2 separate regions of the Homo sapiens genome follow, and region 1 is linked to region 2. A link is an interaction called in ENCODE POLR2A ChIA-PET data of the cell type or tissue named here. Cell type or tissue: GM12878. All regions are shown on one strand. Links, peaks and the distances in the headings refer to the core of each region. The heading gives the core; the rest is flanking DNA.

Evidence for each region. ChIA-PET counts read pairs that join two places held together with the same protein. Peaks named below come from ENCODE experiments on the same cell type or tissue, not always from the same donor. Only the 100,000 strongest peaks of a DNase experiment are listed, where the experiment ranks them.
Region 1: POLR2A ChIA-PET joins it to region 2 with 6 read pairs; 7 of 35 experiments call an interaction of 5 or more read pairs at or near these places.

What each region holds. Positions count from the first base shown.
Region 1 is chr7:138,391,877-138,402,354 of GRCh38, reverse strand. No RefSeq gene overlaps it. Among named protein-coding and RNA genes, the nearest start is that of TRIM24, 63 kb to the left of the region's middle. RefSeq lists an enhancer at 5,434-6,288. In GM12878, for the core only: no CTCF peak of the experiment used is centred there; a DNase peak (open chromatin) is centred at 5,804.
Region 2 is chr7:138,463,461-138,473,938 of GRCh38, reverse strand. All of the region lies in intron 1 of TRIM24 (tripartite motif containing 24), which reads right to left. Among named protein-coding and RNA genes, the nearest start is that of TRIM24, 8.4 kb to the right of the region's middle. In GM12878, for the core only: no CTCF peak of the experiment used is centred there; a DNase peak (open chromatin) is centred at 7,546; H3K4me3 peaks cover 1,695 bases.

The sequences.
Region 1 (10,478 bases), core at 2,841-7,840, 70 kb after region 2:
CAAATATTGAGACCATAGCAGTATTGTTGTTTACATGTCAGTCTTCCGTTACTTTAGTGAGAACCGGTGCTCTTAGCAAATTGACAAACATAATTCAAATGAAGACGTACCACAAAAATGATGACTTCAACAAGGCAAATGTCACCTTGACAAGCCAGACAATAGTCAATATCCTTCACCATGTGTCTCCTTTTAGTATTGACATTAGGCTTTATTCAGGCAATGGATGAACCATTAAAACCTTGTATGCAGGAACGTTATATGATTGACTGTTAATCTGGAGATAGTTTGAAAGAAGAGATGACTGGGGATAGACTGGTGGGGGTGGGGAAAGGAAGGAAAGTAAGGAAAGAAACGACGAAGGAGGTGATTAAAAAATTCCATCTTATTTGGTTCTGATATTTACATGAAACACGAAAGAGTCTTTCAACTCAGTCTAGTGATAGAGAATGTAGGACTGCTTCACATGTATGTACCCTTTGACTCATCCAAATATCAAGGAGTGTGAAGACAGAATGAAAGGTAATCTTTTTCATATGTGGTGAGATTGCCCAAGAACAGATAAGATTTAGAACGGCATACTTTAATTATGAGGAACATTTGCTTACAGATATTTGATTACTATTAAATACATTCCGTAAGATCAATGTTTAATTTCAAACTGAAAGTTTGCTTTTTAATTTTAATAGCTGCAAAATTCTGCTAAAGAAAGAAATCATAAGAATCTACTCAAATGCAAGCTTCAGTAAATATGATATGGAAATATAAGATGCAAGAAAGACTTTTCATAAATTAAAACACATTTGTTACTCAAACATAAGTCATTTTTGTTTTTAGAATATAGGATGACTTTTACAAAAGACCAAAATTTTAAAGGCAACTATAAAATAGGCTATAAAAACCAAAGGATGATTTGTAAACATGGCGATATGGCATAGAATAAAATGAGCTATAAATATGTGGATTAGTAGCTAAGCACAAAGTAGTTGCTGGAGACATTTATGTAAAGCAACCAACAATGCATGCTTTTTTGTTGCTAAAAAATGTTTTATAACAGACAGATCTAATAACTGCTTACTGATTACCTTCACTATGTAAAGGACTATTTTATTTTATTTTATTTTATTTTTCCCTTTCCCTCAAAAGGTCTATTTTAGGGGAATTTGAACACTCATTACATTAGGACATAGTCTTTCCCTCAAGCTTGGATTCTAGTTGAGGGAGAAAAGGAATACATAAAAACCTAATAAATTTTACACAATACTTGACAAATAAAAGCAATAAAAACAATATTAATAAATTTTTAGTTCTTAAAATATTTTTATGTAAAGAAGATTATTTAATAATTTTTAAAAATCAAGAAATGTCAGGGAGAAAAAAGCTTTGCCTCTGTCTTCTTAATTTCTGTAACTGGAGGTATGTGAGTTAAACTGACAAAAGACAGATTAACAGGAGAAAGTACCCAATCCGCATTAGTATTTATGTGTACACGAGTTCAGAGGAAAGAAGTGAAACTCAAAGAAGAGATTAGACTCAGGGATTCATATACCCTTTTAACAATGGAAAGAGGGTTTGGACTTAAAGGATGATCATTTGTGGGGAAAAGGCTAGGAAACATCTGGGGGAACTAATGGAAGATAAGGGCTGCTTGAGTAAGACCTGTTTATGCAAACTCATCTTGGCATCAACTTCCCGTCTTGAGGATGAGTGGCTCTTCTCTCCCTGGTCTGGTGGAGAGGTTAGGGGGAATGTGTGTGTGTGTATGCGTGTGTGTGTATGTCTGTGACACTTTCATTAAAGAAAAATTTACGGCCTGCTTTTAGGCAGATGGCGAGAACAAAACTCTTCCTGAATTTGTTGATTCTCAATTGCCTTTAGCACAAAACAATCCTTAAGCCAGAGTGGCACATGGCATATTCTGCATTGCTTCAGCCCAATATAGCCTACCCTGATGGCCATGTTCAATAGTTGTGATAGCAATGTTGAGAAAGAAGATTGCTCTGTGGTTTGGGTGTGATGGCCCATGCCTATAATCCCAGCGCTTTGGGAGGCTGAGGCAGGAAGACTGCTTTAGGCCAAGAGCCCTAGAGCAGCCTGGGCAACATAGTGAAACCCTGTCTCCACAGAAAACTTTTAAAAAATTAGCTAGGCATGGTGGTATGTGCCTGTAGTCCTAGCTACTCAGGAGGCTGAGATGGGAGGATCACTTGAAGCCAGGATTCCAAGGCTGCAGTGAGCTATGATCATGCCACTGCACTCCAGCCTTGGTGACAGTGAGACGCTGTCTGAAAGAGAAAAAAAGATTGCTCTGTGGACTTCACAGATACCTAACACCATTCCTCAGAAAGTGATGACAAATTCTGCTATCTCCTATTATAAAATTTTGAAATTTTATAATAACTTTATTGAAGATTTAAAAATATTCATTACATCATATTTACTTGTTTTAGGCCCCCAGGACCCAAGGGATAATACATTATGAATATTGATTAATCACTACTACCACACTGCTCCCCAGTAAGATAGGAAAATACCTTTTTATTTTAAAGATAATGTTTTTTTACTGATTATAAACTAATACATGCTGTTCAAAGTTAGGAAAGTTCAGGATAAAAGTCCCACCATCCAGAGAGACTATGACTGTGAACATTTTTCCATATTACTTTCTAATCATTTTTTATTTCTTAGCATATTTAAGAACATGTAGCTGGAATGGCACAACAATATATCTTGAATGCCAAGTCTGATTAGTATGTAGTGAAGCATGGAATGGAGAAGGCTCCTAAAGCTCCATCTGGTTTGTGATTTTTGATATTGAAAAATGCATAAAATTTGTCAATTTGCCAAGTCCCTGTTTGCTATGGTTTGAATGTGTCCTGCAAAATTCATGTGGGCTGGGAGCAGTGGCTCACACCTGTAATCCCAGCACTTTGGGAGGCTAAGGCAGGAGGATCGCTTGAAGCCAAGCATTCGAGAGCAGCCTAGGCAACACAGAGAGACCCCATCTCTACAAAAAAATTTAAAAAAATTAGCCAGGTGTGGTTTCATGTGCCTGTATCAGCTACTTGAGAGGCTGAAGCAGGAGGATCACTTGAGCTCAGGAGTTGGAGGCTGCAATGAGCTATAATCTTGCCATTGTACTCTAACCTCATCAAGAGAGTGAGACCCTGTCTCAAAAAAAAAAAAAAAATTCACATATTGAAACTTAATTTCCACTGCGATAGCATTGAGAGATAATGCCTTTTGGAGGTGACTAAGTCCTGGGGAATAAGTCATCCAGGCTGGAGTGCAGTGGCATGATCATAGCTCACTGCAGCCTTGGACTCCTGGGTTCAAACAATCCTCCCACCTCAGCCTCCTGAGTAGTTAGGACTAGAGACACATGCCAACATGCCTGGCTAATTTTTTTTTTTTTTAATTTTTGTAGAGATGGGGTTTCACTATGTTGCCCAGTCTGTTCTTGAGCCCTCATAAGTGGGATTAACAACCTTTAAAAGGACTGGAGGGAACAACATAGGCCTTTGCCTCACCCTCCTTTCTGCCATATGAGGACACAGCATTTAAGCTGTCATCTTGGAAACAGAGACAGAGCCATCACCAGACACCAAACCTGTCAGTGCCCTGATCTTGGACTTCTCAGCCTCTGAAACTGTAAGGAATAAATTTATGTTCTTTCTAAATTACCCAGCCACAGGTATTTTGTTATTGCAGCACAAATGGACAAAGACAGTGTTGTAGATGATTGCTGAGAACAGTGGCAGTTGGCTTTCACTCTTTATTAGAAATACCTTGATTACATTTTAACAACTTTATTCAGATGAAATTGACATACCATACAATTTACCCATTTAAAATAAACAATTCAAAATTTTTAGTGTATTTACAGAGTTGTGCAACCAACACTACAATCTAAGTTTAGAACCTTTTTATCAAACCCAAAAGAAACCCCCCACATCCTTCCACAGCCATTCCATTTGTCTCTAGTCCCACCAACCCTAGACTGTCACAAATCTATTTTTTGTCCCTATAGATATGCCTACTCTAGACATTTCATATAAATGGAATCTTGCAATACGTAATCTTATGTGATTGGCTTCTTTTACTTAGCATTTGATGTTTTCAAGCTTCAATGTAAAACATATCAGTAGTATTTAATTTATTTTTATTGTCAAATAATTTTTTTATTATATGGATAGACCACATTTTACGTATCTGTTCATCAGCTAATGCACATTTAGTTTGTTTCATTTTCTGCTATCATTCATATTGCTGCATAAACATTTGTATACAAGTTTTGTGTGGATATACACTCTTAGTTCTCTTGGGTCTCTACTTATCAGTAAAATTGTGTGGTCCTATGGTAAGTTTATGTTTATGGTTTTGAGGAATTGACGGACTATTTTCCAAAACACACCCCACCAGCAATGTATTAGGGTTCCAGTTTCTTATATCCTCTCCAATGCTTGTTACTATTTGTCTTTTTTATTATAGGCCATCTTTCCTAGTGGTTGTGAAGTAGCATCTTGTTATTGTTTTCATTTGCATTTTCCTGATGGCTAATGATGTTGAATATCTTTTCATGTGCTTATTGGCCATTTCTTTAGAAAAATGTCTTTTAGATCCTTTGCCCATTTTTAAATTTGATTGTCTTTTTATTATCAAATCATAAAATTTCTTTTATATAGTCTGTATATGAGGTCCTTATCAGATATGTGATTTACAAATATATTCTCCCAATCTGTGGATTAACTTTTTCTTTCTTTCTTTTCTTTTCTTTTTTTCTTTTTCATTTTTTTTTTTTTTTTAGATGGAGTCTCACTCTGTCACCCAGGCTGGAGTGCAGTGGCACAATCTTGGTTCGCTGCAACCTCCGTGCCCTGGGTTCAAGTGATTCTCCTGCCTCAGCCTCCTGAGTAGCTGGGATTACAGGCACCTGCCACTACGCCTGGCTAATTTCTGTATTTTTAGTAGAGACAGGGTGTCTCCATGTTGGCCAGGCTGGTCTCGAACTCCTGATCTCAAGTGATCCACCCACCTTGGCCTCTCAAAGTACTGGGATTACAGGTGTAAGTCACCACACCCCGCTGATAGGGTCTCACTCCTACCCAGGCTGGAATGCAGTGGCATGATCATAGCTCACTGCAGCCTTAAACTCCTAGACTCAAATAACCTTCCTGCCTTAACCCCCTGAGTAGCTGGAACTACAGCTATGCACCACCATGCCCTGCTAAGTTTTTTTTTTATTAAGTTTTTTGTAGATATGGGGTTCACTATGTTGCCCAGGCTGATCTCCAACTCCTGGCATCAATCAATCCTCCTTCCTCAGCCTCCCCAGTAGCTTGGACTATAGACGCATCCCACTGCAGCTGGCTCCAATGAATACTTTTCATTATGGTACATTTCACTTTGGACCGGTCACATTTGAAATTCTTGATGGTCATGTATGGCCATGGCTATTACCCTGGAGAGTGCAGGTTAGAGGATTAGGTGGCACTAGATTGAAACTATGGAGGTCAGAGACTGGATTTCACTCTTATATTTGTAGAACCCATCAAAGTGCCCAGGATATGGGAAATATTCAAGAAATATTAGTTGGTTGATTAGTTATTAATAATTACACTAGCAGGTTGGGCTGTAATCACATGAAACTCTGTGCCTGTGCTGTGCCTGTGGCTCAAGAAAATGCCCCAGGTGTTTCTGGGGTGATCAAAATCTGCTAGGCCAGTTAATAGGTAATCTTTAGTATTCTATTCAGAACCACTTCAAAGGCTGGGAAGGAGGAGGGGCTCACTTCAAAGGCTTTAGGAGAGAGAAATAGAGCAAGTTAGTAAAGCTGGTTGCCAGGACAACCTTCTCAGCATTGAAAGCGGACAATCAGGTTGTAGACCTAGGCTGGGTATAGCTGTGATCTTTGCTTTTGTAATATACTGTCCTTTTGCTTGGCTCTAAGGAAGAGCAGTTTTTAAATGGCAATTTAAGAGTGTAATTTGGAGCCAGGAAGCTATATGGTGCTAAAAGTGTTTAAGTGCAAAGGGAAGGAAAATGGGCAGAATGTTGATTGGAAGGGAACCACCTGAGGTGAAGCACAATCACTTATAAGGTTCTAGTTCAAGAGGAACTTTTAACCTTAACTTGCAGATAGACCTCACTTAATGGGAAACCAAGAATTGGGAGCAAAATCAGTTTTTTCTTTGGCCTTAGAATGTCATTAGATTAGGCAGTTTAAGAGTTAAGAAAGTAATTATTTGATACTTAGTTGATTTTTTTCTTAAGTTTTATTCTCAATTTGTTATTTAAATATTTATGCAGATGTTAGTCGGTAATTTTTTTTTTTTTTGAGACAGGGTCTTGCTCTGTTGCCCAGGCTGGAGTGCAGTGGTGTGATCACGGCTCACTGCAGCTTCAACCTCCTGAGTTCAAGCGATTCTCCCACTTCAGCCTCCCAAGTAGCTAGGACCAGAGGCATGTGCTTTCATGCCTGGTTAATTATTTTTATTTTTTGTAGAAAGGGGTCTAAATTTTTAAATAAATAAAATTTAATAAACTTTTGTGGGAACTATTACTGTATGCCTGGCACTTTACTAAATGCTTTTTATGTATTTAATTCTCAGGAAAAAAAATTGCCTACATTTTATAGATTTTTGTTTGTTTGATTTTTTAGCAACTCTTCTATGACTTGAATCAGATTTTTTAAAAATTGAAGTTTTGGCCAGGCGCGGTTGCCCATGCCTGTAATCCCAGCATTTTGGCAGGCTGAGGTGGGAGGATCACGGGAGTTTCACAGCAGCCTAGGCAACATACGAAGACCATTGTCTCTAAAGAAATAAGAAATTTAATTTTTAAAAAAATTTTTAAGTTTTGAGAGATTAAGTGCCTTGTTCAAGAATTGTTATGGCTGGGCATGGTGGCTCACACCTGTAATCCCAGCACTTCAGGAGGCTGAGGTGGGTGGATTGCTTGAGCTCAGGAGTTCAAGACCAGCCTGGGCAACATGGTGAAACCCTATCTCTAGGAAAAAAAAAAAAAAATTAGCCAGGTGTGGTGGTGGGCTCCTGGGGTCCCAGCTACTTGAGAGACTGAGGTGGGAGGATCATTTGAGCCTGGGAAGTCCAGGCAGTGCACTCCATTCTGGGGGACAGAGTGAGACCCTGTCTCAAAAAAAAGAAGAAGAAAAACAATTGTTTCTATAGAAATAATATAACTGTGGATAACTTTTATATTTCCATTATTTTTTATTTAAAAACTTTTAAATTTACATATAACTGTACATATCTGTTTAGTACAATGTGATGCTTTGTTTTATATATACACATGCATACACTGTGTGATGATTACATCAGAGTAATTAAGCATATCTCTCCCCTCAGACATTATCATTTCTTTGTAGTGAGAACATTCAAAATTTTCTCTTCCAGCTATTTTGAAATATGCAATACATTATCGGTAACTATAGTCACTCTTTGTGCAGGACACCACAACTTTTTCTTCCTAATTACAACTTCCTACTTGTTGACCATTCTCTTCCTGTTACTGAACCGAACTGGGGTCTGTTTGCTGGGTGCGCTAAGACCAAACATCCACACTGAGGTTTCGCAGTGGGAGAAAGGAGGGCGTTTATTTGCAGAGCGCCAAACAAAGACAATCAGGCAGCTCAGGCTTAAGGCCTGACCTCTCCAAAAGCTTACAAACAAGGGTTTTGTTTGTTTGTTCGAGACATAGTCTTGCTCTGTCATCCAGTCTGGAGTACAGTGGTGCCATCTCGGCTCACTGCAACCTCTGCCTCCCAGGTTCAAGCGATTCTACTGCCTCAGCCTCCCAAGTAGCTGGGATTACAGGCATGCGCCACCACGCCCGGCTAATTTTTGTATTTTTAGTAGAGACGGGGTTTTGCCATGTTGGCCAGGCTGGTCTGGAACTCCTGACCTCAGGTGATCCACCCGCCTCAGCCTCCCAAAGCGCCGGGATTACAGGGATGAGCCACCGCGCCATACGTACACGCGAGGGTTTTTAATGGTGGGGTGCAGATCAGGAAAGCAGACGTTACAGGCAAAATTGTAAATCAATGCATGGAGGTTATACTTTGGCCTAAAGTGGTGGGATATCTTAAAGGCGGGTGTATTAGTCCGTTGTTGCACTGCTATAAAGAAGTACCTGGGACTGGGTAATTTATAAAGAAAAGAGGTTTAATTGGCTCACAGTCTGCAGGCTGAAGCATGGCTGGGGAGGCCTCAGGAAACTTAAAATCATGGCAAAGGCAAAGGGGAAGCAGGCAGCACGTCTTCACATGGCCAGAGCTGGGGGAAGCGGGTGGAGGAGGTGCTGTACACTTTTAGACAACCAGATCTCATGATAACTCACTCACTATCATAAGAACAGCACCAAAAGGGAAATCTGGCCGGGCGCGGTGGCTCACGCCTGTAATCCCAGCACTTTGGGAGGCTGAGGCGGGCGGATCACGAGGTCAGGAGATCGAGACCATCCTGGCTAACATGGTGAAACCCCGTCTCTACTAAAAATACAAAAAATTAGCTGGGCGTGGTGGCGGGCGCCTGTAGTCCCAGCTACTCGGGAGGCTGAGGCAGGAGAATGGCGTGAACCGGGGAGGCGGAGCTTGCAGTGAGCCGAGACCGCGCCATTGCACTCCAGCCTGGGGGACAGAGCGAGACTCCGTCTCAAAAAAAAAAAAAAAAAAAAAGAACAGCACCAAAAGGGAAATCTGCCCCCACCATCCAATCACCAATCACCTCCCACCAGGCCCCATCTCCAACACTGGGATTACAATTTGACATGAGATTTAGTTGGAGACACAGATCAAAACCATATGGCAGGGGTGAGGTGGGGGGGCTACTTATAGGTCTTAGGGAGATTCAAAGATTGTTCCATTTGCAACTGGTTAAGGAAGGAAGGAAGGAAGGGAAGCTTTGTCTAAAGCTTGGGGTCCTCAGAAAAGAATCTTAGATGTAGCCTGTGGGTTTGACTTCCCCCAGGTCCCTCAGGAAGAAGTTCAGAAAGAACTTCTGTACTTCTGGTGGGGGTCTGGGTTTCTGAGAAACATCTCAGTGACAAACGTTAAGATGTTGTCTTTAAATTTTATTTGGAATCAATCATTTTGTGACTTGAACTTTCTTGGCTATTGCTTTAAGCTACTATTACCTTCTTGCTTATCCAGTTCATTTACTTCTCAAGGCTAGCTGGGTGCCTGGAGTTTCCCTTGAAGGAACTCAAGGTTTTCCTTTATTTCCATGCTTGGGGGGGTGTCCAACAGGCCCCTAAGAGGAGTCCCTGCTTCATCTCATTCTTACTCTCCCCAGCCCCTCCCTTCCCCAGTCTTTGGCAAACACTGTTGTATTCTGTACTTCTATGTGAACACATTTTTAGATTTCACATATGAGTGAGATCATATGGTATTTATCTTTCTGTGCCTGGCTTATTTCACTTAACATAAGCTCTCCAGGTTCATCCACGTCAAATAAGATAACAGGATTTCATTCCTTTTCATAGCTGAATTGTACTCCATCATGTATAGATACCACATTTTCTTTATTAATTTATCTGTTGGTGGAAACTTAGGTTGATTACTTATCTTGGCTATTGTGAATTGTGCTGCAACAAACATGAGAGTCAGATATCTCTTCGACATACTGATTTCATTTCCTTTGGATATATACCCAGTATTGGGATTGGTAGATCATATGGTAATTTTATTTCTAATTTTTGGAAGAGCCTCCATACTGATTTCCATAATGGCTGTACTAATTTACATTCCCACCAACAGTGTGTAAGGGCTCCCTTTTCTCCACATCCTCTTCAACACTTGTTATCTTTTGTTTTTTTTTTATGATAGCCATTATTCTCCTCCATTTAAAACAATTGGCAATAATTGTACATATTCATGGGATACCTAGTGATGTTTTGATACATATAATATATAGTGACCAGATCAGGATTATTAGCATATTCATCATCTCAAACATGTATCATTTCTGTGTTGGGAACATTCAATAGCCTCCTTATAGCTATTTGAAATGATATGATACAAATGTATCAACAGTTATTGTTAACTATACATATTGATACATATTGTTAACTATACATATTGATACATATTGTTAACTATATGGATGTTTCCAACAGAAATGATACATATTGTTAACAAATAGCTATAAGGAGGCTATTGAATGTTCCCAACACAGAAATGATACATATTGTTTGTTGTTGTTGTTGTTGTTTTTGAGACACCCACACCCAGCTAATTTGTGTATTTTTAGCAGAGATGGGGTTTCACCATGTTGGCCAGGATGGTCTCGATCTCTTGACCTTGTGATCCACCTGCCTTGGCCTCCCAAAGGATTACAGACTTGAGCCACCATGCCTGGCCACATATTGTTAACTATATATCATTTCTGTGTTAGGAACATTCAATAGCCGCCTTATAGCTATTTGAAACTATATGATACATTATTGTTAACTATAGTCAT
Region 2 (10,478 bases), core at 4,923-9,922:
ATTAGCCAGGTATGGTGGTAGATTCCTGTGGTGCCAGCTACTTGGGAGGCTGAGGTGGGAGGATGGCTCAGGCCTGGAAGGTTAAGGCTGTAGTGAGCCATGACTGTCAACTTTAAGAGGTTTCTATTGTCCAAATTTGGGCAATTTGATTGTCAAAAGAAGTAAAGAAAGGAATGGCTATAACATACTGACTAAAATATTTCATAAGTCCATGATAGATAAATGGAAAAGAAAATGGTTATCCATACAGCAGACTATCAACTAGTAAGCATACAGTGATAGAAAAACCATTTTGTACTATCACAGTAATAGCTGATAAAGGCAAGAAATCAGTGGATGCCAATCTAAGTTTTTTTGGAACAGAATATTCACACAGACTCCAAAGTATCTCCTAAAAGGTTATTTGTTAATTACAAAAGGAGAGGAGGAGATAGCTTTAGAGTGGAGAAATCTGGCAGTCACCACCTTAAACAAGTGATCAAGGCCAACACTAACAACGGGACAGAAAGACAATCATGTGTTTCTTAATGTAAGGCATTGAAAAAGACAAATCACTGTTGCCCAAAATGATGCATCAGTCTGCATACAGTAAGTAGAGAGAAACCACACATTAATTTGAAATGAAGTTTAACTTAAGGAATTATTATTATCATTTTTTTGAGACAGAGTCTCGTTCTGTCACCCAGGCTGGAGTGCAGTGGCATGATCTAGGCTAACTGCAGCCTCCGCCTCCTGGGTTCAAGCAATTCTCCTGCCTCAGCCTCCCGAGTAGCTGGAACTACAGGCACATGCCACCACGCCTGGTTAATTTTTGTAATTTTAGTAGAGACAGGGTTTCACCATGTTGGCCAGACTGGTCTCGAACTCCTGACCTCAGGTAACCCGCCTGCCTCAGCCTCCCAAAGTGTTGGGATTACAGGCATGAGCCAACGCACCCAGCCAACATAAGGAATTATTAACCATCGTAAGGGATTGAATGGGAGGCCAAGGCAGGAGAACTGCTTGAGTCCAGGAGTTCAACCTGACTAACAAAGTGAGACCCTGTTTCTATTTAAAAAAAAAATTTTTTTAAGAGCTTGTGTCAGAATGTAAACCAACCAAGATCATTTAGTTCAGCTGACATTTAGTTCAGCTGGATGAAGGAAGCAGTACACTGGTCAACATTCTGTGGCAATGTCCTTATCTTGTTTCAGACCCTAATAGTTCGCAGCTCATGCCTTGAGTAGCACTGCCCTAAAATACCCTGCTTCAAAAAGGCACTAGATAGCACTATAAGAAGACAGATAGGTATCGTTGTTAATTCATGGTCTTTAGCACCAAACAAGCCTCAACACAACCTGCACTAACACTACATTTTATTGGTCAACTTCAAAACTCCCTTCTCAACCTTGTTCCACTCCTGTTACCCTCTCATTCTCAGCAGACGACCTCACTTTCTATTTAAGGGAGAAATCAGTGGGGGGCTCAGAATACAGAAATTCCACCCATTTTGAGGACACACACACCTGTATTTAGCACCTATTCTTACCTTCTCTCCTATTCACAAGAGAAAGTGTGTCTCCTATCCAAAGTCACCAATCTCTACCCATGCCTCAGATCAATGCCTTTCTGCTTTCTCAGAAGCCTCACCAAATCTTTTTTTTTTTTTATAAATTCAGTAGTTCTCGTGGATCCTTTCCATGTCCATTTAAATGTTTTTAAGCCTGATTTATATAAAAAGAAAGTGAGAAACCTTCCTCAACTTTTTATTTTTTTTCTCCCCTTAAGTATTACCTTATCCCATTCCTCCCCACTTCAGAGTTGTCTAAACTTTCCAACTATGTCTTTTCATCTCCCTCTCATTGTTTAACCTACCCCAATCTGGCTTTCACTATCTATCTCTCCACCTATATGCTTTTCCATGGTTGGTTTTTTTTCTTTTTTTAGTCTTCTCTTACTTGACCTTGCAGGAGGAGCATGACCCTGTAAAACACTGCTGCCTTTGGTAAGAGATATAAGGGAGACTCTTCACCTATAATCAAAATAAAATAAAGATCTTCTGGTAGTCAGGATTCCTAATTCCTATAGAAGACATTTTTCTTTTAAATGTATTATACCAGGCCGGGTGCGGTGGCTCATGCCTGTAATCCCAGCACTTTGAGAGGCTGAGGCAGGCGGATCACCTGAGGTGAGGAGTTTGAAACCAGCCTGGCCAACATGGCGAAACCCCATCTCTACTAAAAATACAAAAATTAGCCAACTGTGGTGGCGCGCACCTGTAATCCCAGCTGTTGGGGAGGCTGAGGCATGAGAATCACTTGAACCCAGGAGACAGAGGTTGCAGTGAGCCAAGATTGCACCACTGCACTCCAGCCTGGATGACAGAGTGAGACTCTGTCTCAAAATAAATAAATAAATAAATAAAATAAAAATAAATTTATTATACTATGAGATGAGAACCTATAGATTATTTATATTAGAAAAAAAATCAGAAGAAAGTCCTTTGAGAAATAAGGTGGTTTCATAATGTCAAAGAGGATATGGCATTTGAAAAAGGTTTTGAAAGACTAGATGAAAAGCAAAAATATTGAGGCAATTCAGATAATAGTTATGTTTATTTTAGACACAAATATTTGAACATGTACTGTACATATACTACAGTGCTAGTACATCCTATACATAATAAATCATATTAGCGTAAAACATATAAGGAATAAAATCAAGATGAAATAAATATTTTTAAATGTTTTGCTAATCAAGATAGCTTCACACTATTGTCAACTAATGCTTTCAGATGCAGTATACACTTAATGCATGGTCCATCATTTGTAATGGAGGATGTCAGTCAATTTCAAAGAGTAATCTTGTTAATTTTGAACTTTTAGGCCCACTTCTTGTTAGATCTGGTTAGATAATCAGTTGTTAACCTCACAATAAAACTGATAAGAGCCTATAAAGTGCCAGCTCTGCCACTTTAATGTTATTCTACCTGCAAAGGAGTACTATCTTTATCATAACTGAAAATAAGACTTCTAAGATTCAAATAATTTAAAGCTGGTGAAAAATTAAAGCTCCATCAACTCCACACACTGATAACATGAAACACAAAATTGAGACAGTAACAGCTACAGCTTTCTATAGGACAGGGATCTCCTTGCCAGCTAATCCCCTTGTCAGCTAATTGCATATTCAGGTCCCAAGAATGACAGGTATACATCCATCTATACAACACTGGTGAAGTTACAGACTTAAATGGAACTGTCTCTGTCGTTAATTGAAACAAGCGATCACTTTTTAAGGTTATTATACATGTACCCTATATCCTACAACTTAGGGACTTCCCAAACTGCTGAAATTAAGGGGCTTTTGTGAGCAGCCTCCATATGGGACTTCCCTAGGAAATGAGATTAAGGGTTTTATGCCAGAGGCCTGGTAATGGCCTACCATAATCTTCTATTTTTTGACAGACATTTAGTTAAAAACAGATATTAAAACCCATAAACCTATTTTTACAAGTACATATAAAATTATGTTACAAAGACTGGGCGCGATGGCTCGCATCTGTAATCCCAGCACTTTGGGAGGCCGAGGTGGGCAGATCAAGAGATTGAGACCATCCTGACCAACATAGTGAAACCCTGTCTCTACTAAAAACACAAAAACTAGCTGGGTGTGGTGGCACACGCCTATGCTCCCAGCTACTTGGGAGGCTGAGGCAGGAGGATCGCCTGAACCCAGGAGGCAGAGGTTGCAGTGAGCCAAGATCACACCACTGCACTCCAGCCTGGTGACAGAGAGAGACTCCATCTCAAAAAAAAAAAAAAAAAAAAAAAAAATTATACTTGTAGGAGGCAAAAACAAACAACAGAGTCTGCAGTATCGAAATCCCATGACCTCTAGGGCAGCTGTGTACAGTTAAGATAGGTTATACAGTACAAGGAACTGCCTGACTGGAGGGGAAATGTAGACTTACAGGCAAATGGGGGTCCACATTCCACTTCCTAAGGCACACATCCTTTGGTCCTGTATGTCAAGAGGACTCTTAATTTCTAACTCACACAAATACCATTTGGGCTTGAGGCAGCCTTAATCCCTTCTCTCAGGATACTCCATACAGCATATGTGAAATGTAGCCATTTGACATGCTTATTCATGTGACTGTGACAAACTATATATCAAGTACTTTAAAGCTCAATTTCTGAAAAGAAGTTCTAATGTCTTCCCTCACCTGAATGGATATTTTATTGCATATGTGGTGTGCCACACCACATTACAGAATAAAATATAATGGCACTTAGTCATGCCATTTTGGAGACTACTGGTCTAAGTGTGTATTCAAAATGCTGGAGTAAAATTAAGAAAGGGCTCGGCAGCTCACACCTGTAATCCCAGCACTTTGGGAGGCTGAGGCAGGTGGATTACCTGAGGTCAGCAGTTCAAGGCCAACAGGGTAAAATCCCGTCTGTACTAAAAATACAAAAAAATTAGCAAGGTGTGGTGGTGTGTGCCTGTAATCTCAGCTACTTGGGAGGCTGACGCAGGAGAATTGTTTGAACCGGGGAGGTGGAGGTTGCAGTGAGCCAAGATGGCCACTGCACGAGACACTGTCTCAAAAAAAAAAAAAAAAATTGAGAAAGGGGTCAAGGTTACATTGCAGAAAGAAATTTGAAAAACTTGTGCATCTAGTTGATAGTTTAACTTCTTGAAGAAAAATTAAACAGAGAAATCTAGAGACCTAAAAATGAAAGTTTACAAATTACCCACATTTGGGTATATTTAAAAAGGTACAATGAAATTAAAAAGCATTCTTCTGACATCAGTTTTCCACCAGGAATAGAGTAACTAGTACTGAGACAAGCTTTCCTGTCATTAATTACTGTATATTACCAGGACAGATACCTTAGGCAACTTTTCAGACAATGGACAAAAGGCAATGCAGTACTGTGATCCATGAGGAAAGAAAAGCTCAGGTGAATAAGCCCCCTAAATCTTGATTCCCTAACTGAGGACTATTTTGTGATCATGGTTCATGGAGCTACAGCCAATGCAGAACATAGCAAAGGAGCCAGAGAGATTCGGGGATTGTGAACCAGATGGAATATATAGGGCAAAGCACTTGGGAGAAGGGAGCTGAACAGAGAAAGGGTGCCAGTAGTCTATGTAAGGGTTTTGCCAAGTCCTTGGCTGAAGGCTACTACGCATGTGCAGAGCAAGTCCATGGGAAGTTTACCAGAGAGCAGCTGCTAAGGGATTGAGAGAGAAGCAAAGATACTGGAGGCCAAGCAGGAACAAAGAGAAAACAAATAAAAAGATGTCAGTCTTAAACCTTGCCATACCAACAATTACATAAAATATAAATGGATTAAACAAAAGCAAAAATTAAAAGCTGGGATAAAAAAGTAAGACAACTATACGCTATCTACGAGATACTTTAAAAAGCTAGAAGTAAAAGCATGGGAAAAATATACCATTCAAACACATAGATTAAAAAAACAATGGCATTAATATCAGGCAAAGTAGACCATAACATAGCATTATAGGAAGCAAAGAACATTTCACCTTAAAAAAGGGCAGGCAATTCATAAAAGCTTCAAAATACCTGTAGCAAAACCAAGTGAGGTATATCTCAAGAATGCAAGATTGATTTAACATCTAAAAATCAACGTAATTCATACATTAACAAAAAAAGGAGACAAATTGCATGACCATTTCAATAGACACAGGAAAAGTACATGGCAAAATTCATCACCCATTCATAATAAAAATTCTCAGCATATTAAAAATAGAAGGGAACTTCTTCATTTTGATAATGGGCATCTATAGAAAACAGCTAACATATTAATGGTGAAAAATTGAGTGTTTTCCTCCTAAGATGAGGAATAAGGTAAGGAAATCCTTTCTCATTTAATACTGAAATTCAACTTCTAGTCAATATTGTATTGGAGTCCTTGCTGGTGCAATAAGAAGACATAAATTATTAAGAATAGAAAGCAAGAAGTAAAGCTATCTCCCTGTAGACTACATAGAAAATCCTAAGGAGTCCTTGAAACAAAAAAAAAAGATACTTAATAATCGAATTTAGCAAGATAATGGGATGAAACCAATAATCGTATTTCAATATACTACCAACAGTTTGAAATGAAAATTTTAAAAATATCATATACGATATCATTTAACATTATAAAATGTTTAATATTTATACTATGTAAACAAAAATTGTACAAGAATGCTACAATGAAAACCACAAGACAGTGCCGAGAATTTAAGAGATAACACATATTCACAGATTGGAAGAACCAATATTGTTAAGAACATTATGGCTGGGTGCAGTGGCTCACGCCTGTCAATATCAGCACTTTGGGAGGCCGAGGCGGGCAGATCACCAGGTCAAGAGATCGAGACCATCCTGGCCAACATGGTGAAACCCCGTCTCTACTAAAAAATACAAAAATCAGCTGGGCGTAGTGGCGCATGCCTATAGTCCCAGCTACTCAGGAGGCTGAGGCAGGAGAATCACTTGAACCTGGGAGGCGGAGGTTGCAGTGAGCAGAGATCACATTACTGCACTCCAGCCTGGTAACAGAGCAAGACTCATCTCAAAAAAACAAAACAAAACAAAACAAAACAAAACACATTCCCCCTTACCCAAATTGATATCTAGATTCAATGTAATTCCAATCAAAACCATGACAGACTTTTGTGTAGAAACTGAAAAGCTGATTCTAAAATGTAAAGAAATGCAAATGACTTCAAAGAATCATAAGAATTTTGAAAAAGAACAAACTGTCAAATTTCAAAATTTGCTGAGAAGAGTACTGTAATCAAAAAACATTATGTATTAGCTGAATGGACAAATCAATAAAGAACAGACCACACACAGATGGCTGATTTTTGTATAAAAATGCCAAAATAATATAATGAAAAAGTACTGTCTTTAATAAATGGTGTTTTAACATACAGTTTTTAAAAAAATGAACCTCAACCTCACACAAAAAATAACTCACAAAATGGATTACAGGTTTATATTTTAAAGCTAAAACTATAAAAATGCTGGGTTAAAAAGTGGAGAAAATCTTAGTAAACTTGGGGTAGGCAAAAAATTGTTAGATAGGACACAAAAGTCATTAACCATAAAATAAATTGATAAACCAGACTTAATCAAAATTTAAACCTTTAGCTCTTCAAAAGACACCAAGAAAATGAGCATGCAAGCCAGAGTCAATACCTGCAATACATGTATCTGACAAAGGACCTAGATATAGAATATATATAAAGAACTTTACGTTTCAATAAAAAGGCAAACTCCCAGCCAGGCGTGGTGGCTCACGCCCATAATCCCAGCACTTTGGGAGACGAGATGGGTGATCACTTGAGCTCAGGAGTTGAGAGACCAGCCTGAGCAACATGGCGGAGGTTGCAGTGGGCTGAGATGGCGCCACTGCACTCCAGTATGGGCAACACAGTGAGATGCTGTCTCCAAAAAAAAAAAAAAAAAAGCAACTTAAGTTTTGAAATTTGCAAAAGACAAACCAAAATCTCACCAAAAAAGAATGACTACTAAGCACAAGAAAAGATGCTCATCATTATTCATCAGAGAAATGAAAACCAAAACCATGAGATAGCTTTTCTCACCTACTAGAATGGTTAAAATTTAACAGACTGACAGGCCAGGCACAGTGGCTCACGCCTGTAATCCCAGCACTTCGGGAGGCCGAGGCGGGTGGATCACCTGAGGTCAAGAGTTCAAGACCAGCCTGGCCAACATGGTGAAACCCTGTCTCTACTAAAAATACAAAAAAATTAGCCAGGTGTAGTGTAATCCCAGCTGCTTGGGAGGCTGAGGCAGGAGAATCGCCTGAACCCTGGAGGTGGAGGTTGCAGTGAGCCAAGATGGCACCACTGCACTCCAGCCTGGGCGACAGAGTGAGACTCCGTCTCAAAAACAAAAACAAAAAAAACTTTTAAAGACAATACCCAAAACTGGGGAGAGTGTGAACAAACTTTGGAGAGAACTGCTGGAGGGTCTATAAAGTAGTACAAGCAGTGTAAACATACATTTATCATAAAAACAAGAAATTCCAATTCTAAGTTATTTCCTCAGGGAAATGACAATGTATCCACACCAAGACTTTTCTACAAATACCTTTAAGTTTTATTCATAATAGCTCCAAACTAAAAAATACTGATACCTACTAACAGGTGAATAAAAATATGTATATTTTTATATATATAGGACTGACAGGTAACACAGATCATTCTTAAATATTAATCCTTTGCCATTAAAGATTGCACTCATGAGATGATTTATACTTTTTGCCAAGAAATCAGTCCCAGAATAGTTACGTATCTTGTATACTGCCAGTTAGTAAAGAAATCTTGGAAAAGGGATTTAGTCTTATATTTTAACCCTCTCTAGACAAATAATACCTTTCAAAAGTATGTTCTCAGTATTTGTTAAAAATAGCTCTTCAATATTGTCTTTTAGGTAGAGAGGAAAAAACTGCTCTCAAACTCCCAGTTTGCTACTCATTAGCTGAACAGTACGTTAACAACACAAAATACTACACAATATTATAACATTTCTCTAAGATCAGTTTGTTTTCTTAACATACGTAAAAGAAAATCCATTTCCTAAAGTTTTGCCTCTCTCCTAGATATAACTGCATACTAAGAAAATGACAGTCAAGACTGAAGGAGTCATCCAATTTTAACTTGTGGTCATTCACCCTCATTCCTTCCAACATGTAGCCTGAGAAAAAAGGACAGTTAAACCGAAGTTTTAAAACAAATGTTCTCAATGGGAGCTTGGTGGCCAGTGTAATTGTATCTGAGCATTTATAAATTATACTTTTCTGCTGTTATTTGCTTCATTTTATTTCTCCTTTAAAACAGTTCAAACATTATGTTTACTTTTGTAAGAAAAATGTGTTAGGATTTTTTTTCCCCATGAAATTCATTTAGGATGACAAAGAGAGCATGAAAAGTATTTTATAGAAAGGGAAACTAGATCTGAAACAGTTTTAGAATACTGCTTGCATTAAAGAAACAATTCTAGAGTGTAACTGTATTATACCCTAGCATTCTGCAACTACGCCAGATTAGGTAGAATCAGATTTTCAGGAGGGAGGGGCCTAAAAATCTAAATTTTTTTTAGGTGTTAAAGTTTAGTGGTGTTAAAGTTTGAAAATCTCCAGTTTTTGAAATCTAAAAAGTGTATGAAATATAACATATTTGGCCTCAACAAACCTATTGTTTGGCCTATAGCATGGGCCCATAAATTAATTGTGTGTGTGTATATATATTTATGTGTATAAATATTCACACATTTTTAATTAGTTGACAATATCTAATACTAGAAAAATTTTGTTCAAAAATCCAGATTCAGAATTTGCATTAAATAAATAAAAGATCCTTCAATACTTGCCCTGCACTCACATGACAAATTGCTATAGCTAAGAAGAGTCTGCCCCCCTGCTTGTACTCCCCATCATTTCCTACCATTTTACCCCAAGGCTCACACAGTTCTCCATCCCAACTACCTATTTAACCTTTGTGTAATAGATATTACTTGACTTGTGATGCCTGTACTCACAAATTCAGTAGGAAAATGAAGAACTGGTTTGATCAAATGAACCCGTTATTTAGTTAAGCAATGTCTAAATTTGGCTGGCTGCGGTGGCTCACACCTGTAATCCCAGCACTTCTGGGGGCCAAGGCAGGCGGATCACAAGGTCAGGAGATCGAGACCATCCTGGCTAACACGGTGAAACCCCGTCTCTACTAAAAAATATAAAAAAATTAGCCGGGCGTGGTGGCATGTTCCTGTAGTCCCAGCTACTCAGGAGGCTGAGGCAGGAGAATGGCCTGAACCCGGGAGGCAGAGCTAGCAGTGAGCCGAGATCGCACCACTGCACTCCAGCCCGGGCGACAGAGCGAGACTCCGTCTCAAAAAAAAAAAAAAAAAAAAAAAGTCTAAATTTTTGCTTCAGCTAGTATTAAAATAAGTATGCAAGGAGAGATAAAGGGACAAAATACCCAAGTCACTAAGACTCAGGATAGCATTTTTAATTTTTTAAAGATAACTTTAATTCTTTTTAGGTGTACTTTTAAGTACAATTTGTTAAAACGTTTTTCCTAGTATAAAAACAAAAACATCTTCCAATTTAAACGCTTTCTTTGAACTCTTGCGTACAATACAGCATAAAGATAAAAAATATTCAGATTGTAATTACACAGAACATTTTGAGAAGTATGGAATCACAAACTTGTCTCAGAATTGAGGATGATAACTTTACGACCCATGTTCTCATTAATTCAAGTCCATATGTCATGGCCAGGCAAACAATATGTCATAATTCTATAATCATGCACAATTCAGATCTTAATTGGCTACAAGCCTGTTTAACCATTTAAAATATAAATGGAAGAGGACGGGTGGGGTGGCTCACACCTGTAATCCCAGCACCTACAGAGGCTGTGGCAGGTGGATCACCTGAGGT